Linked DNA regions of Homo sapiens: region 2 is linked to region 1. A link is a loop called in an ENCODE intact Hi-C map of the cell type or tissue named here. Cell type or tissue: stomach. All regions are shown on one strand.

Region 1 (8,000 bases):
ACTTTATTTACAAAAGTAGGCCATAGGTTGGATTTAGACAATGGGCCATAGTTTGCTGACTCTTGAGTTAAAGATAAGAGGACTCTGATATCTAAAGATACATATATTTGGGCTGCTATAGTTATGAATAGAGATCTTAGAGGTACAAAGAGACAGAAATGCAAAAGAAAGGTCTCAAAATTTATCCATTAATTTAATATTATTGTTTAAGGGAATTCTCTAAATGGAAGTAATTTTGTCTTTGTATATTTTCTTTTCTGTGGTCTGTTAATATTTGAGGCAAGATTTCTGTTTTAAAGAAAACATTTGGTACATTCATACTAAGGCAAGAATGGCTAATTAATTTATTATCTTTCCCAAAGTCATTTGCAATTTAACAGAGGCTAAGCCTGCTTTCTATAATCTAGGTCAGTGAATGGGGAGGGAACTAATATTTGTTTGGCACTTACTAGGTTCCAGTTCCTGAATGTCAATCATGTCTTTTTTTTTTTCTTTTTTTTTTTTGAGACGGAGTCTTGCTCTGTCATGCATGCTGGAGTGCAGTGGCACCATCTCGGCTCACTGCAACCTCTGCGTCTCGGATTCCAGCAATTCTCCTGCCTCAGCCCCACCGAGTAGCTGGGACTTACAGGCGTGCGCCACCACACCTGTCTAATTTTTTTGTATTTTTAGTAGAGATGAGGCTTCACCATGTTAGCCAGGCTGGTCTCGAACTCATGACCTCAGGCAATCTGCCCGCCTCGGCCTCCCAAATTGCTGGGATTACAGGCGTGAGCCACTGCACCCAGCCCATGTCATCTTTTTATTCCTCTCAGTAACCCTGTGAGATACAAAATACTATGATGTCAACTTCAAAGATATGGAAACTGAGACTTAGAGTAATTGAGTAACTTGGTCAGAAACAACTAGCTGAAAAGTTGCAGAACTGAAGCTCAATCCTAATACTCTCTTTTTCCAAAATCTGTTCCATACCCTTCAATGGTCCTACCTTATTTTGCAGTGGATCCAAAAGACCCTGAGGTCCCAGTCTCCTTGGAGAATCTGCTGCAAGCTACAGGTTAAAAAAAAAAAATCCTATGAGTTTTGTACACAATTTCAGGAGCTTCACTGAAGTGTGCATGAAATATCAAAGGCTACACAAATCCCTCCAGGTCCCATTTCCAGAGATATATTTCTCCTGAGCATTTCTTTAGAAGCTTGGAATCACATCACATGCCAGCTGCCTATGGACCCTTAGACTCAGCACTTCATTCCAGGTGGCCTTGAGATGCCAGATCAGCCCTGCAGTTATGTTCAATGGAGAAAAGGAGAATGATAGAGGGCAAATCACTTTTAAAAATTAGCTTTTTTGAATGTTTTTGCATTTATTGTGCATTTCCCATGTGCCAGGCAGTGGTTTCAAGTTTTAGATGCATGCCCAGGAGGTAGATATATGATTATCCCAGTTTATGGAGGAGGGTATTTTTTTAGTCTGTTCTCATGCTGCAATAAAGAAATGCCTGAGACTGGCGAAACTGGGTAATTTATAAAGAAAAGAGGTTAAATTGACTCACAGTTCTGCATGGCTGGAGAGGCGTCAGGAAACTTACAATCATGGTGGAAGATGAAGCGAAAGCAGGCACCTTCCTCACAAGGCGAAAGGAGAGAGAGTGAGTGCAAGCAGAGGAAATGCCAGATGCTTATAAAACCATCAGATCTCCTGAGAACTCACTCACCATCACGAGAACAGCATGGGGGAAACCGTCCCCATGATCCAATCATTTCCCACTGGGTCCTTCCTATGACACATGGGGATTATGGGGATTACAATTCAAGATGAGATTTGGGTGGGGACACAGTCAAACCATATCAGATATTATGATACATTACAGAGGCAAGATAACTTGCCTTAAATCACACCCCTGGCAAAGAAAAGACCCAAACCAGGGAAGTTTATTCTCTAGGGCATCAGTTCTTATCCACCTTTACTGCCAGCAAGCCTTCCATAGACCTGTATGTGAAGACAGGTCTCTGTGTCCTACATAGAAACAACTGGAAACCTCTGTGTTGAATATTTATACCTTAAAGCTCCTGGTATTTGTGCTATATACATTGTCGTCATTAAAAATGTGAAGGTAAATATTTATAAACAGCTGTTAAGGAAACTAGACTTCTGGGGAGAAATATTAAACTCAAATTGCTGCTTAGAGGTTTTCTTTTAAAAATATGAATATGCAGACTGACTCTAAATATAAACCTTTTTCCTATTGTAATTCTACCTTTCATAGCCCAGCTAAAAATCTGCTAGAATTCAGCAATAGGTCCCCAGGAAAATGACTGCTTTGAAAATGTTTGGCTGAAATCAGATACTACTTCTCACCTACTACAATGGCTAAAGCAAACAAGACTAGCAATACCAATACTGTAATTGGAGGAGATGTGGAGCAGCTGGAACTCTCAAATACTGCTGTGATGGAATGATAAATGGTGCAAACCTTTTGCTAAATTGTTTGGCAGTTCCCAATAATGTTAAATTCGTTCACCTACCCTATGACCCATCAATTTCACTCCCAGGTATTTATCCAAGAGAACTGAAAAGATACATCCATCCAGATAAATCTAAAAGAATATTCATTGCAACTTTACTCATAAGAGCCACAAACCAATATACAGCCCAAATGTCTATCAACAGATGAATGCATAAACAAATGGCGGTATAACCATATCATGGAATGTTACTCACCAATAAAATGAAACAAACTACATATAGATGCTCTCGATATATGTTCCTACATGGGTGATCTTCAAAAACATCATTCTAAGCAAACAAAGCCAGAAAATGACTACATACTGTGTAGTTTCATTAATATGACATTAGAAAATGCAAACTAATCTGTAATGACAGAAGGCAGATCCATCAGAGGTGTCCTTTGATGAGAGGAAGATTGAAACAAAGGGCACGAGGGAATCTGCTGCAGTGATGAACAAGTTCTTTTTTTTTTTTTTTTTAGAGACAGAGTCTTATTCTGTCACCCAGGCTGGAGTGCAGTGGTGCAATCACGGCTCACGGCTCACTGCAACCTCCGTCTCCCATGTTCAACCGATTCTCCTGCTTCAGCTTCCCAAGTAGCTGGGACTTACAGGCATGTGCCACCATACCGAGCTAATTTTTGTATTTTTTTTTAGTAGAGATGGGGTTTCACTATATATTGGTCAGGCTGGTCTTGAACTCCTGACCTCAGGTGATCCGCCTGCCTCGTCCTCCCAAAGTGCTGGGATTACAGGCGTGAGCCACCATGCCCGGCCTAAGTTCTGTTTCTTGATGGGTGGTGGGTTCCATGGGTGTACATACTTGTCAAAATCCATAGATCAGTATACTTAAAAATCTGCATTTTATTGTATGTAAATTATACTTAAAAAGTAGCAGTACTGGAAGAAACACAAAAACAGTTTTTCGATGAATGCCTATCTTCATCCTTGGGAGGCTCAGCTGTGGGCCTGGCTTCCTATGTCACAGCCTTCCCTGCATGTTTACGGACCATGGCAGGTTCTTCTGCTGGCCCCCTCTGGTACTCAGAGGGGTTCAGGCAGGAAACAGATGCTTTTGAATACTTACTGCCCCACTTTTCGTGCTCTTTGAAGGACGCAAGAAAAAGGAGTCAATCTTTACATGCTTCCCAATTACAAAAAGTAGCTAGGATGGCAACAATCTGTCTTGACTTCCCCTGTGTTTACATCCTCCAACCCAGACCTGAGAAATGACTGTGAAATTCTGACCAAGACTCACTGTTTTGGCAGCTTCCTTTTCCTTTATTTGCTCCCCATCCAAAATTCTCCTCCCTCTTAGGGATGTCTAATTTATACAATTTGTCTAGCAGGTATGGTACTGGTTTAGGCTACATTTGGGAATTCCAGCTGGGGCTGGGAGGAAGTGAAAGAGGAGGACGGTTCCCAGAAGGCGCATAACAGGCATTTTCAGTGGGGGCTTTCCTTCTGCCACTCCGATAAGCCCCTCGAGTTCCTGCCTCCTCCCTAGGAAAGGGTAAGCAAGACAGAAGAAAAGGTCAACAACCACAACCTAGACAGTGAAAATGTCTCTGCCAATTTCGCTGGGGCCCTCCAGGGCTAGTAACCCTCCAACCCACTTAATGAATTTAGAGACACATTAGATTCATTTACATAACAATATTTTAAAGACCACACGATTGCTTTGGAAAATTGTCTTATTTTTTTTTCCTTCCTCAAACTGAACTGCAGAGTTACAAATACCCTCCCAGAGAGCCTCAGAGGAGGCAAACTTGGCAGAGGAGAGAACGGAGAAAAATCCATCCCTTGCAAATGCCAAGCGGAAGAACAATCCCGTTAGGCGGCCAGTTGATGCTTAACTGCGGGACTGGGGGCTCGGGCAGGGATCTTAAACATCATTTCGCGTAGGGAAACAGGCACTCTCCTCTCCCGGAAGACAAGGCTGCGCGTAGGTTTATCTCGGCCTCCTGGAGGACCTGTAGTTTTTGGGAGAGCAGCTGCGAGGGGACAGAATGCTTCGCTGTGGTGGTTCCGCCGCGGGCTCCGCTGCCAGGAGGCCGGCGTGCGCGCAGCTCTGCGGCGGGGCAGGCTGCCAGGGCCCGGGGAGCAGCGGCAGTCTTCCTTGGAGGAGCACCTGTTCTTCCTCTCCCTGCGCCGGAAACGTGCCACCTTCCCCCACCCCATGCTGCTTTCCCCTGCGTGGCTCCATTTTGTCTTTCCTGATGGCAGATACCCCCGCGGCCTTCCTCTCGAACACTTGCGGGGCGCTGGGGGAGGGGACGGCCACGTCAGGCGCATCCCTTTTCCCAACACCCCAAGGTAGCAGCAGCAGCAGGTGCTGTGACATTATGACAAACACTCAGGTCCCCCGTGACTGGATGCGTCACACACTATGTCTAACAGTCGCTGACATCTCATCAATCACGGCCTTGATTATGCTGCTGGGGTCCCTGGGCTCAACTTTGGGCTCTGAACAGAATTTACTGCAAACTGAACATCCTTATTTCCAACGTAGGCAAGCCCGTCTTGTTTATAATGGCATAATCCAGCTGGAAGATCACACTGGCACACTCAAATTGGCCCATCTTTTCTCTTGTCAATATTGCAATTAGGTGCACATCCGGCATCAGAAATTGCTGGGACCTTTTTCTCTCCTGCACTCTCCCACCGTTTATTACAACTGAAGGACACATTTTGTTGTCCCTGAGAGTGATGTATTTGAGGAAAGGCTATGACTCAGTGTATGACAATTAAAGAGGAAAGGACATTGGTAATGATTAACTAGCTTGTCTACATGATGTGAGGCTGTTTGTCAACTAACATTGATTGAGCCAGTAGTCTGTGACCAGCCATGTGTGAGACTCTACTGGGAAACACAGGTAGGAAAAAAATGATTATTGCCCAGGAGAGCCTCAAAATCTAGTTGATAGGATAATTGTGCAAATGTTTACGTAGGAAAATATTGACCACTCTTCTTTGCCTAGTAATAAAGACAGCCGAGAGCCTGACCACAGTGCATGGATCTTCTGCTTTCCTAGATTGGTTCACTCCCTTTCCCCAGAATATTCCCCTGTGTTTTCTTCCTTTAGAAATAGGCTGATGGCATTGTTCTAACTTGAGGCCCCACCCCTCATGTATTTCTCTAAATCAAGGTCAGCAAGCTTTTTATATACAAGATCAAATAGTAAATAGTTAAAACTTCGTGGACCCAGAGGCAAAATGGAGCAACTGATATTGCTAAAAGATTAATAACCTTTTTTTACACTTTACATTTAAGAATGAAGAAAACACTCTTTAGTTTATACACCATACAGAAAAAAGTAGTGGGCTGGATTTGGCCCAAGGTGCACAATTTGCTGTTTCCTTATCTAAATCCTATTTGTCTTTTAAGATCCAGCTCAAACCCCAGGTGCTATGTGAAATATATTTGACACTCCCCATCCAAAATTCTCCTTGCTCTTAGGGATGTCTAATTTATACAATTTGTCTAGCAGGTAATCTCATATATTTATTCACCAGGTAGTATGGTAGGAGAAGGAAGAGTCTAAATTTTCAAATCAAACAATAATTTTCAAATTCTGATTTTGCAACTTACAGCTGAGTGGCATTCTGAAAACTACTTAAATTGTTTGATTCTTGATTTTCTTATCTGTTCAGTTGGTAAAATGTCATATTAATAATTTACACAGAATATTATTAAAAGAAAATACATCAAAAATGTTTATGTGTTAGGTGTTAGTTTTTAAAATTTCCTTACCTAGAACATCTAAAATTATTGACATAAAACATATACCTCCTTTACAGTGCAAAGATTTAATTTATCTAATCCACAGGGCTACGTGCATGAAATAAAATGATATGTTTGAAATGTTGTAAAACCTTAGTAAATATTATATTTATCTCTTCACAAATTATTTCTATATCCTCATCAGGAAAATGTCTTGTGTTAGATATTAAATTACATTTCTGATAAGGACAAATATACCTCATACACTTTAAGTCCTCCACAATGCTTAATTAAGACCTGGTATTTGGCAGGTGGTGAGAATTATTTGCTATTAATTTAAACGATATCCAAAATGCTTTTATACTAAAACTTTTCAAAAGAATGTTATCTGTTTATTTCTATCTGATTGCCCTACTCCTCAATCTAATTCAATCTGTCTTCTCTCCCCAGTACTCAATCAACTTCCACGTCTCTAAATCCAGTGAACATACGTCAGGGCTCATCTTACTTAACTTTTCACTTTTCATCAGCACTGGATTCAAACATTCCCTTTTTTTTGACAGCTGATCCCTTTGAATTTCATGACTGATAGATATGCTTCTTCCTAATTCTCTTCTGTCTCCATTCCTATCTCATTTGCATGATCACCCTCATTTGGAAATAATTCACCATCAGCATTTCTAAAGACACAGTCCTTGCTGTTGTCTCTCCATGCTTTCCATCCATGCCTGTGGTTTCAGATAACACCTACACACAGATTCATCACTAAATTTAATCTCTAGCCAAGAATTCTTCTGTAAGGTCTAGCTCACTCATGTCACTCAAAGACCCCTGAAAGTCAACGTGAGCAAGACTAAATCCAGGATCATGGTAACCACTCATCTCTATCACCCACTAGTTTTTCTTCGGAGTTTTCTATCTCAAAAAAAGGTGTCCCATTCTTCCCTTCAAACAGGCCAGAAACCTGGGAATTATTCTGAACACCTCCCTCTTCCTCATCCCAATAGGTAATCACCAAACTCTGCAGAGTTAGACTCTTAAATAACTCTTGAATTCCTTCCATTCCTTTTTTTTTCATGGTCAATGCCACCACCACAGATCTGATGCCTACAAACTGTGCTAGCTTACCTTCACTTCCTCTGAACCTCCCTGATCTGTCCTCTACTCCACAGACTGATGTTCTCACAATGCAAAAATCCAAATTGGATCACATGACCTTCACACTTATGAACTCCTACTTACGCTTTGTATCAATTTGTGTCAATCCTGAGGGACAGCTCCCCTTAACTCCAGCTTTTACAGCCTAATCTCAAACTGGTCCATCCTTCTTCTGAGTTGTTGTTTCAGCATGTAATTAATCACTCAGCAGAGTGATTATTTGGTAGTTTATCTCTTCTGCTAGGATCTTTGAGAGCATCTAATTGTGCCTGAGTCTACTGATGATTGAAACTCAAACGTGGCATGGTAGTTGGCAAATACCCACTCAATCAACATTTGTGCCATGAGTAAATGGATGGACACATTGGAAAGGATGGCTGGAAGAATTTGACCACCAAAACTCTCTGGTTTATATGAAGAGTCAACCATTAACCAGTTTTTTAAGTTGGAGTATTAATGTTTTTCTTTGAACAGTGGATTATTTTGGGACTTCTAACCTTCATTCATCAATTCACACAGTGTCTAAATGTTTTTTTGCAGATCATTTGGCCTATCATGTTATACAGTCAGTCCCTTTGGATGTAAGATGCAGAGACCCATCCAGGTGAAC
Region 2 (8,000 bases), 530 kb after region 1:
ATATATATCTTTAAGATATCTTTAAGATATATATATCTTTAAGAGATATATAAAGTATTCTGAGCTCCTGGGCTATAAAAGAACTAAGAACAGACTGCATTTTGATTTTGATCATGGGCAGGAGTTTGCCAACCTTTGTCCCGGAAGACATCAAACTGACAAGGTTTGCCATGGAAAAGGGAAAAAGGTTGTTCTAATGACTTGATAAAGCCTCTATGATTAGAGTAGATATGTAGAGAAACAAGAGTCCCAAGAATGACTCCACATATCCTGAGTACCTTTAACTTGGCCAGTAAGAGCACACTTATAATATCCATTATTTTTAAGACATAGTTTCAGCAATACAAACCCATTTTTGACATTGAATGTGCTACCATATTTCTGTTAATCACCGATAGAAATAAGGGGCTGGCTTGAAGTAGCCATGTCTAGAGTAAAGCCCTTCCTGAAACGTGCTGGTTGAGAACATTTGACTGTGTTTTCTGGATTAGCAAATGGATATTGCCTTCAATTAGGCAACACACACAGTAACATGTGATATACTGAAGCATTTTTATGGGCAATCACTGGCTTATAACTGTGACATTTTTGGCATCTTGACAAAGGTGGCTTTAGGTTCTTTATATCTGAGGTTGCCAACTTAGTCGACTTGGGAGGCAAGCCCTTATTGGTTTCCAGGTTTGTCTTCTAAGTCAGTCTTTAGAGAAAGCCCAGATCTGCCACCTTGTCAAGGTGTGGGTAGGATCTGGCTGTGTCTGTAGTATGAGATGCTTATAAACATGAGACAAGACTAAGAGAACCAAACATGAGTGATGGAAAAGCACTGCCTGATTTGATGCTTGTCTTTGTCTCTAAACTCAGCTTCCTACTTGCCCACCGAACTCTGCAATCACCTCCACCATATCTGTTGCCAGCATATCCTAACCTTATTTCTTAGCACCTTTGCCCTTGCTATCTCCTCTGTCCTCAGCATGTTCTTCTTTCAGATAATCAAATGCCATGTTCCATCAACCCTCCATTCCTCTACTCAGATGCCACCTTTACAGAGAGCCCCCCATCCGTGGTCACTCTCTCTCAAGTGGCCTGGTTTTATTTTCTTCATAGCTCTGTGGCATGTGCATTTGGTGAATGAATACTTTTCTGTCTGTCCTCCCTAGCATCTAAGCGCCATGAGAGCAGGAATCATGTGCCCCCATGGTCCAGGAGAGTGCCAGACACAGAGCTGATAGTCAGGAAATGTTTGCTGAACAAGCAAAGGGAAACAGGAAGAAGATGAAAACACAGATGCACACTGGATACAAATGAGTTCCCCTAGATAACGCCGTCACCTGGGATATCACAGAGGACCACATGCAGCTGTGGTTCAAACTGTAGAGAACATAAGAGACTCCTGAAAAGAACAGAGCTTGGTGTGTTGACTTCTAAAAGCTGTTTTATCGGCATGTATCAATTAGAAATCTTGCTTAGCTAGCAATTGATTTTCCTAGCAATGATGATTAAGTAGCACAAGATGTAAAAATGCTCTCTGCGTCATCAAAGAAAATTAGATTCTGTTAAACACAGAACGTTTGTTAGATGTATTTCCTAATTATTTGAAAATCTGTGAGTCTCTATTAATCAGGCAACGTGATTAACTAGGAGAGCTTGTTCCCTGGCCTCGCAAGGCAACACTGGGTTTGCTGTAATGTGACTGCTTAAAGCCAGCAAGTCTGTAAAAATGTCCAGGAGGAAGCAGGAGGCAAATATATTTTAACTATTCATGAGTTGATGTAAAAGCCAATTGTAGGGAAAATTGATACAGAAAAAAAAAACCCAAAAAACAGTCAGACTGATTCTTGGTGTTTCACACTACTAGTAATATCCAGTACAAAGCTATGAAATTACAGATAATGAAGGCTTAGCAATCTGCTATTACCTATCACCTCTAGCTGAGTTTTATTCCTTCTTCCAGTAAATTAACAGAGAAGATTCTTCAACAGAGCCTTACTTGGGAAGAATAGGGTTTGGAGGAAGAGAGTGAACAGATTGACATTGCTCCTGGCTGTCCAGAAATAACCAAATGGAACATCTTGCACCTTGTGTGGCAAGCCAATCAATATCTTTTTTATTTCAAAGTCATAAAAATTTGAATATGGAAACTGTACTGTGAGAACTGGACCAGCAGGGGACATACAAATAAATAAATAGCAGATATCAAAGTTCAAATGGCCATGGCAATTTCCTCACTGTTTTTGTTTTTTGTTGACCTGAAATTGCAGCATACGCCTAATAAGTCTTTGATATGAAGTGATGTATCACTGTATGAAGAAAGAATTCATAATGACTCTAAGTCGCTGTAGCAGCTTCTTTTGTAAGTGGGGTAAAGAGAACATTTGAGAGGTAATGAGTTTTAGGCCCAATGCACTTGGGGTGGAGAAAGTTAATAACCACAGGGAAGAAGACATTAGTAAAAGAAGCCACTCTTATTCAGAATAGTAGAGAGGGTTTTAGCTCAGAACGTCCAGAGTGGGAAAAGAAAAATAAAGGGGCAGGGCAGAAAGCAACACAGTCCATTTACCTTATAATAGAAACATAAAACTCATTAAAAAAAGAAGGAAAGAAAGAAAGTGCATCTTGGTTTCTGTCCATCAGGTAAGAAGCTTGGAAGCTGTCACTCCATCCTAACAAGTAAAAAACTGGAAACTGAAAATCAACAACTCTTCTTAGCTATCGGAGAATTGAGGTCACAGGACAAACTGCTGCCCTAAAAATTGAAGAAACAGACAGGCAGATACAGAAAATTATAATTTACCAGAGCAGAAATTCACAAAGAGAAACTGCTGTTCATGAGAACCAGTACCAGGGTAGAAAAGCCATAACTGTCATTGATGAATTGCTGGAGGCTTGGTGAGAATAGGTCAGAGAGGTAAAAAGGCCATGGGGACCCAGCCTTAGAGGGCACTTAGGCTTTTGTAGTTTTATCTCTAGGAGCACTACTGGGTACTCAGTAAAGACTGGAGAAATATCCCTTCATACTTCCCAGCATGTAGCCAGTTTAAAATACTCTAGAACATTCTGTTCTTAACAAGTCCTGCCTTTAAGAAAAACTATTCGAGCCCCCAGTTGATGGAGGTAGCTTACAGAGTGCTTCAGCACTGTAAGAGAATCGTTCTGTAAGAGAACGATTGTACTGTGGGGGTCACCTGAACCGTTCACAATTTTTCCAAGAAAGAACTAAACCTTTGTTTTTTTAAGCCAATAAGTGACAATCTGGAGTTTTGATTTTAGAAAAACTGAAGCTAAAGAAAATCTCAAGGGTAAGTGTGGCATGATTAATTAGCCTATCTACCATGAACAAGAGGAAGCATTGTTCTTGTATTTGCCAATGGTGAGACCTTAGCATAGTGATGTCCGTTAGAGATTTTCTGCACTGTCCAATATAGTAGCTATTAGCACTAGTGGCCATTGAGTACTTGAAGTATGGCCAGTGCAACTAAGAAATTGAAATTTAACATAATGTTGATTTAGCCGTGTATGGATCATGCTTGTCATATTGATCAGCACAGCACATACCCTATTTGCATGCATATTCTAGATTTGGTAGGGTGAAACAAAGAGCACCTGGATACTAAGAAGAATTTTTAACCAGTTCTTCCTACCTTTAAAAAAATTACTCAAAAGTGAATACTTATAACATGATTCTTTTGTAAGCATGGCCTATTTTTTGAATTTCTTGAGACTGTAGGGTGAGGAAAGTATGCCTAGTAGTTTTAGGCTTCAAAATATAATTTAGTAAAAAATTTAAAAAGTCATGATTTTCAAGATATAATCTACTATACTGAGACATTATCCCTTGTACAAAGTGTTGATTTTAGAATTTACCTAAAAGCAAACACCAAGATAAGGGTTTGAGTGGGGACGTATTTGGTGATGTGATTTGAAGAAGCACAAGGAAGAAGAAGGAGGGCCAATGAAGGGGAGATTAATGAGTAAGCCATTTCTGTGGGTAACTGAGGTTCAATCCTATTGAGACCTTCAGAGAGATTGTACAAAGTATGCTTATCATTGATCCCCCAAGAACTGAAGAAGAAGGGGTATTTATCTATTTACTCATATGCCCAATTAGTTAAAAGGTAACCCTGAGGGACGTTAATATCCCAGAACTTTCAGCGTTTTAAACCAGAGCTGCTTATTTGCCAAAAGACCTCAAACAGAGGTAGACATGGAGGCTTGAGTAGGAAGCTGCCTGCATGGTCAGGAATTGACCTCCAGAGCTGCAGATGTCCTCCAGGATGGGCTAAGAACAGTATCTGCTAAAATGTGGAATATCATAAAGCTCATCCTTGGTCTCATTGAAGGGGTTGGCCTTCTTTCAGTATAAATACCTAATCAGAATATAAGCAAAATATGAAATAGGAAGCTCTGTCTCCTTTCTTATTTCAGAGTCTCAATGTCCAGTTGACTGCTTAGTTCTATATGCTCTTCCCAATAGGAGCTCAATGTGCTCAGGCTCCCCTGGTATTTCCTCACTCACCTTAGCCCACATCACCTACAGTACACGGCACCTCACTTATAATCTGCTCTTACTAAATGGTCCATGCTGCAGATTATGTAAATACATCCAAATGCATTCTTTTCTGGCTCATTATTACAGGATTCTGATATTAGATGTGAGAAGAGCTATAATATCACGAAAAGCATTCATATTCAGTGATATCCCTCAAGAATATGAGTTCTAACTAAGAAAAGCCAACCATAGAAAAATCTAGAAATGGTGAGACTTTATCCATTAAAACAGGTCAGTAGAGATGCTAGATGGGCCCTGGAATAAACATTGTCTCTTCCCTACCCAATATCGACAGCCCTCTATGCCGCCTTTCATCTTATTTCAGAGTCATGATTTCTCAAGATACAGCCACACCAGGATCCCAAGAAATATAAGCTTCTACCCTAGTTTTCAGGGGCAAATCATGATAGGTCTAGACCTGTGCTTGTCCAACACACCGTCCCTTGCTTCTTGTAGTGCTAGAGTACTTAATATGTGCATAGATTCCACTGAGATGCACTTCAAGTGTAAATGTGAAATATCTTGTTAATAATTTTTATGTTGATTATGTAATGAAACAATAATACTTTGGATATACTAGATCATATGAATACATCAATAATTAATATAATTAATAAAACATTAAAATTTATTGCACCTCTCTTTACTTTTTAAATATGGCTACTAAATTATTTACAATGTACATATGTGGCTTGCATGATATTTCTAATGGACAGTGCTGTTCTAAACAAATCATGATGATCTCATTTCCCATGGCTAGTAATCGATTCAGGGGTGGCAATGTGACCCAGTTCTCTCGAGATCTAAGAATAAATACGTGTGTGTAACTCCTGGGAAAGTGCTTGTTTTCTTGATAAAAATAAACAGTTTTGGCTGGCATGTTTCTCTGTTCTTTTACTCTCTTCTCTTCCTTTGCCCTGAAACACAGATGAGATGCCTGTGGTGTGGTAGCCATGTTGTGACTGTGAGGCAGGAATAGGCCAACAACTTTAAGGAATCAGTGTAACTCAATGTGAAAGGTGTTGGGTTTTGGATGATATTGTAGAGCACCTGCATCAACACTGGACTGTACTTCTCTTGACTTCTTGATAAGTCTCTATTAATTTAAGCTCTGCGTTGCATTCAAGGTTTTATTTACATGCAGATAAATTGTGGATTAAGGGCAGAGAGCCATTCCATCATCCTCCATTTACACTCACCATACTTAAGGGCAAGCCATTTAAAGAAGGCATTTTGAAGGAGTTTTAATCTTATAAAATGGTCTTCATTCACTACTAGAGGGCAGTTTACTAATTATCTTCACTCAAGCTCGGTGTTATTTCACCTGTCTATGAAGAGTTGATTCTGTATTTGTGTTTACCTAATATGTAAAATTATTTCACTATATAATCAACATAAAAAAATTAACAAGATATTTTACTATTTACTTAACACTTGCAGCACATCTCAATAGAATCTTCTCACATTTTAAGTACTCTGGAACTACAAGAAGCAAGGGACTGTGTGTTAGACAAGCACAGGTATGGACCTATCATGATTGGTTTCTAAAAACTAGGGTAGGAGCTTATCTTTCTCATGATCCTGGTATGCCTGTTTCAGGATTAGGCTAGTCCTGAAAGTGTGGGTAGCAGACATTGTTGCTATTCTGCCCAGGTCCACTTTGCAGGGTTAGAGTACCAATACCTGCTGCTACAAGCAGAAGTTGTTAACAGCTCCCAGCTGCCTCCTTCTCCAGAGGGTTCCTGTCAGCCTATGAGAGTCATCTCACCTAGAAATAACTGAGAGATTCTATGTTCTCCCCTTGCGGACAACCCAGAGCTAATGACTGACCTGTAAGGAAGACAAAAAAGTTGACTCTCTTTTCTCCAGTTGGACCAACTCTGTGGTAGCACGCATGCTCCAGAGCACCCTGTGGGACCTAGGCTGGACTCCAGCTAAGACCACATCATTGCTTGGCTCCACATCATTGCCCTGTCCTGCTTCCTTTATTTCCGTTATCCAGAGAGCTCTTGCTCAGTAAGTCGCTTGGTCAAGAACCCTTGCCTCAGGCTCTGCTTCTAGAAAATCTGACTGAAGACATATTTTTATAAGAAGTTGACACTCACTGTTTTAATCCATTAATCATGAAGAAAATTTATAAGTGCAATTAATGATGTTATATCAACGTTTTTAACATATCCTGGAATAGCTACCAATTATTTAAATAAATTGGTAAAACAGGTATTTTCTGCTTCAACAGGTAATTCTTCATGAATTCTAAGAATTCATAAAGCTACTCTTTATACAAAGAGGAAGGCTATTCCACTGTGTAAAAGTAAGATAGTATGCCAAATCCTACATAATTTTGTGTTGCTCTGAATCTTCATTTCACTTAAAAATTTAAACCATCTACAAGCAGCATATTCAAACTAAGTAAAATATCTTTGCTTTAAAACTACTTTTGCTGTACCCCTAATGAATAGAATAGAGGAACCATAGACAGAAAAGGGTTTTGAGATTGTCACAAAATTGATTTCATGCTCGACAGGGGCATGAACTAGCAAGGATAGTTCTTTGTAATTTCAGCCAGGTGCCCAAAGGAAATCAATATGTAGATATGAAAAACATAACTCTACTTCTACTACAGAGTCAGGCAAAGAATTCTGGTGGCAGAGTGACTGGGTAAGAGATTCTAATTAGGGAATGGGAAGAAAAGGAAATGAATATGCTCCCCTAAGGATCTGACTGAAGGGTGAAGTTCCCATTCATTTGCATTAGGTATTGTAGTCAAAGCTGGTTTTGTTCCCTGAGTCAAGGGAGAACTATGGATATGGGCCAGATTTAAATGTGTTTTGTGTAGCATTTCCTGTGCTCTCTCATCTTTACATTGCATAATTTCATGGAAATGCTTAAAATATTTTGAGAAAGTAGGTTATAGGTTTTATGTTCTTTGGAAAAATAAATTGCACATATCTGGAACAGGGCTGCTCTACTGTTTTGGTCATTAACATTATCAGTATTGTTGTGTGAGTTCAGATGAATCTATAGGCTATCTTGTAAAGATGAAGGATGTATTATCTAGAGTTTTTTTTACTAATTTACTTTCACACAAGCACCCTGTGGCTATTTTTATTTATTCAGCAAGTACTTTAAAGCTCCTACTATACCAAGACTTAGTGTGAGACTTTGGCGAGATCTTATGACTTCACAAGAGAAAAAAATATACAAATAGAATTCCAGATCAACATTGAGAGAGATGTATGTTAAAAGACAAACATGTGAAATGCCCTGGGGATTAAGAAGAGAAAAGACTATCTTTAGCTACTACTGTGACCACTGGAGGAAAAGGTGGCAAGTATCTGAAATCATTATTGTAGACATCACGCTGGATATTATTAAGACAGTCTACATGTTAAGCAGAGATAAACAGGGCTATGATTTAATGAGTTAATCTCTCTCATATACTAAAATCACG

Evidence for each region. Hi-C counts contacts between places; a loop is a spot of excess contacts. Peaks named below come from ENCODE experiments on the same cell type or tissue, not always from the same donor. Only the 100,000 strongest peaks of a DNase experiment are listed, where the experiment ranks them.
Region 2: it touches region 1 in a loop (2.6-fold over the local background); 32 of 110 quality-filtered maps call a loop at or near these places.

What each region holds. Positions count from the first base shown.
Region 1 is chr20:11,682,550-11,690,549 of GRCh38, forward strand. LOC107985384 (a long non-coding RNA gene) reads right to left here and starts at 4,817. Exons shown (of 1, transcript XR_004837567.2): 1 at 3,779-4,817. In stomach, no CTCF peak of the experiment used is centred here; a DNase peak (open chromatin) is centred at 4,612; H3K4me3 peaks cover 972 bases; H3K27ac peaks cover 486 bases; H3K27me3 peaks cover 409 bases.
Region 2 is chr20:12,210,252-12,218,251 of GRCh38, forward strand. No RefSeq gene overlaps it. Among named protein-coding and RNA genes, the nearest start is that of BTBD3-AS1, 300 kb to the left of the region's middle. In stomach, no CTCF peak of the experiment used is centred here; no DNase peak of the experiment used is centred here.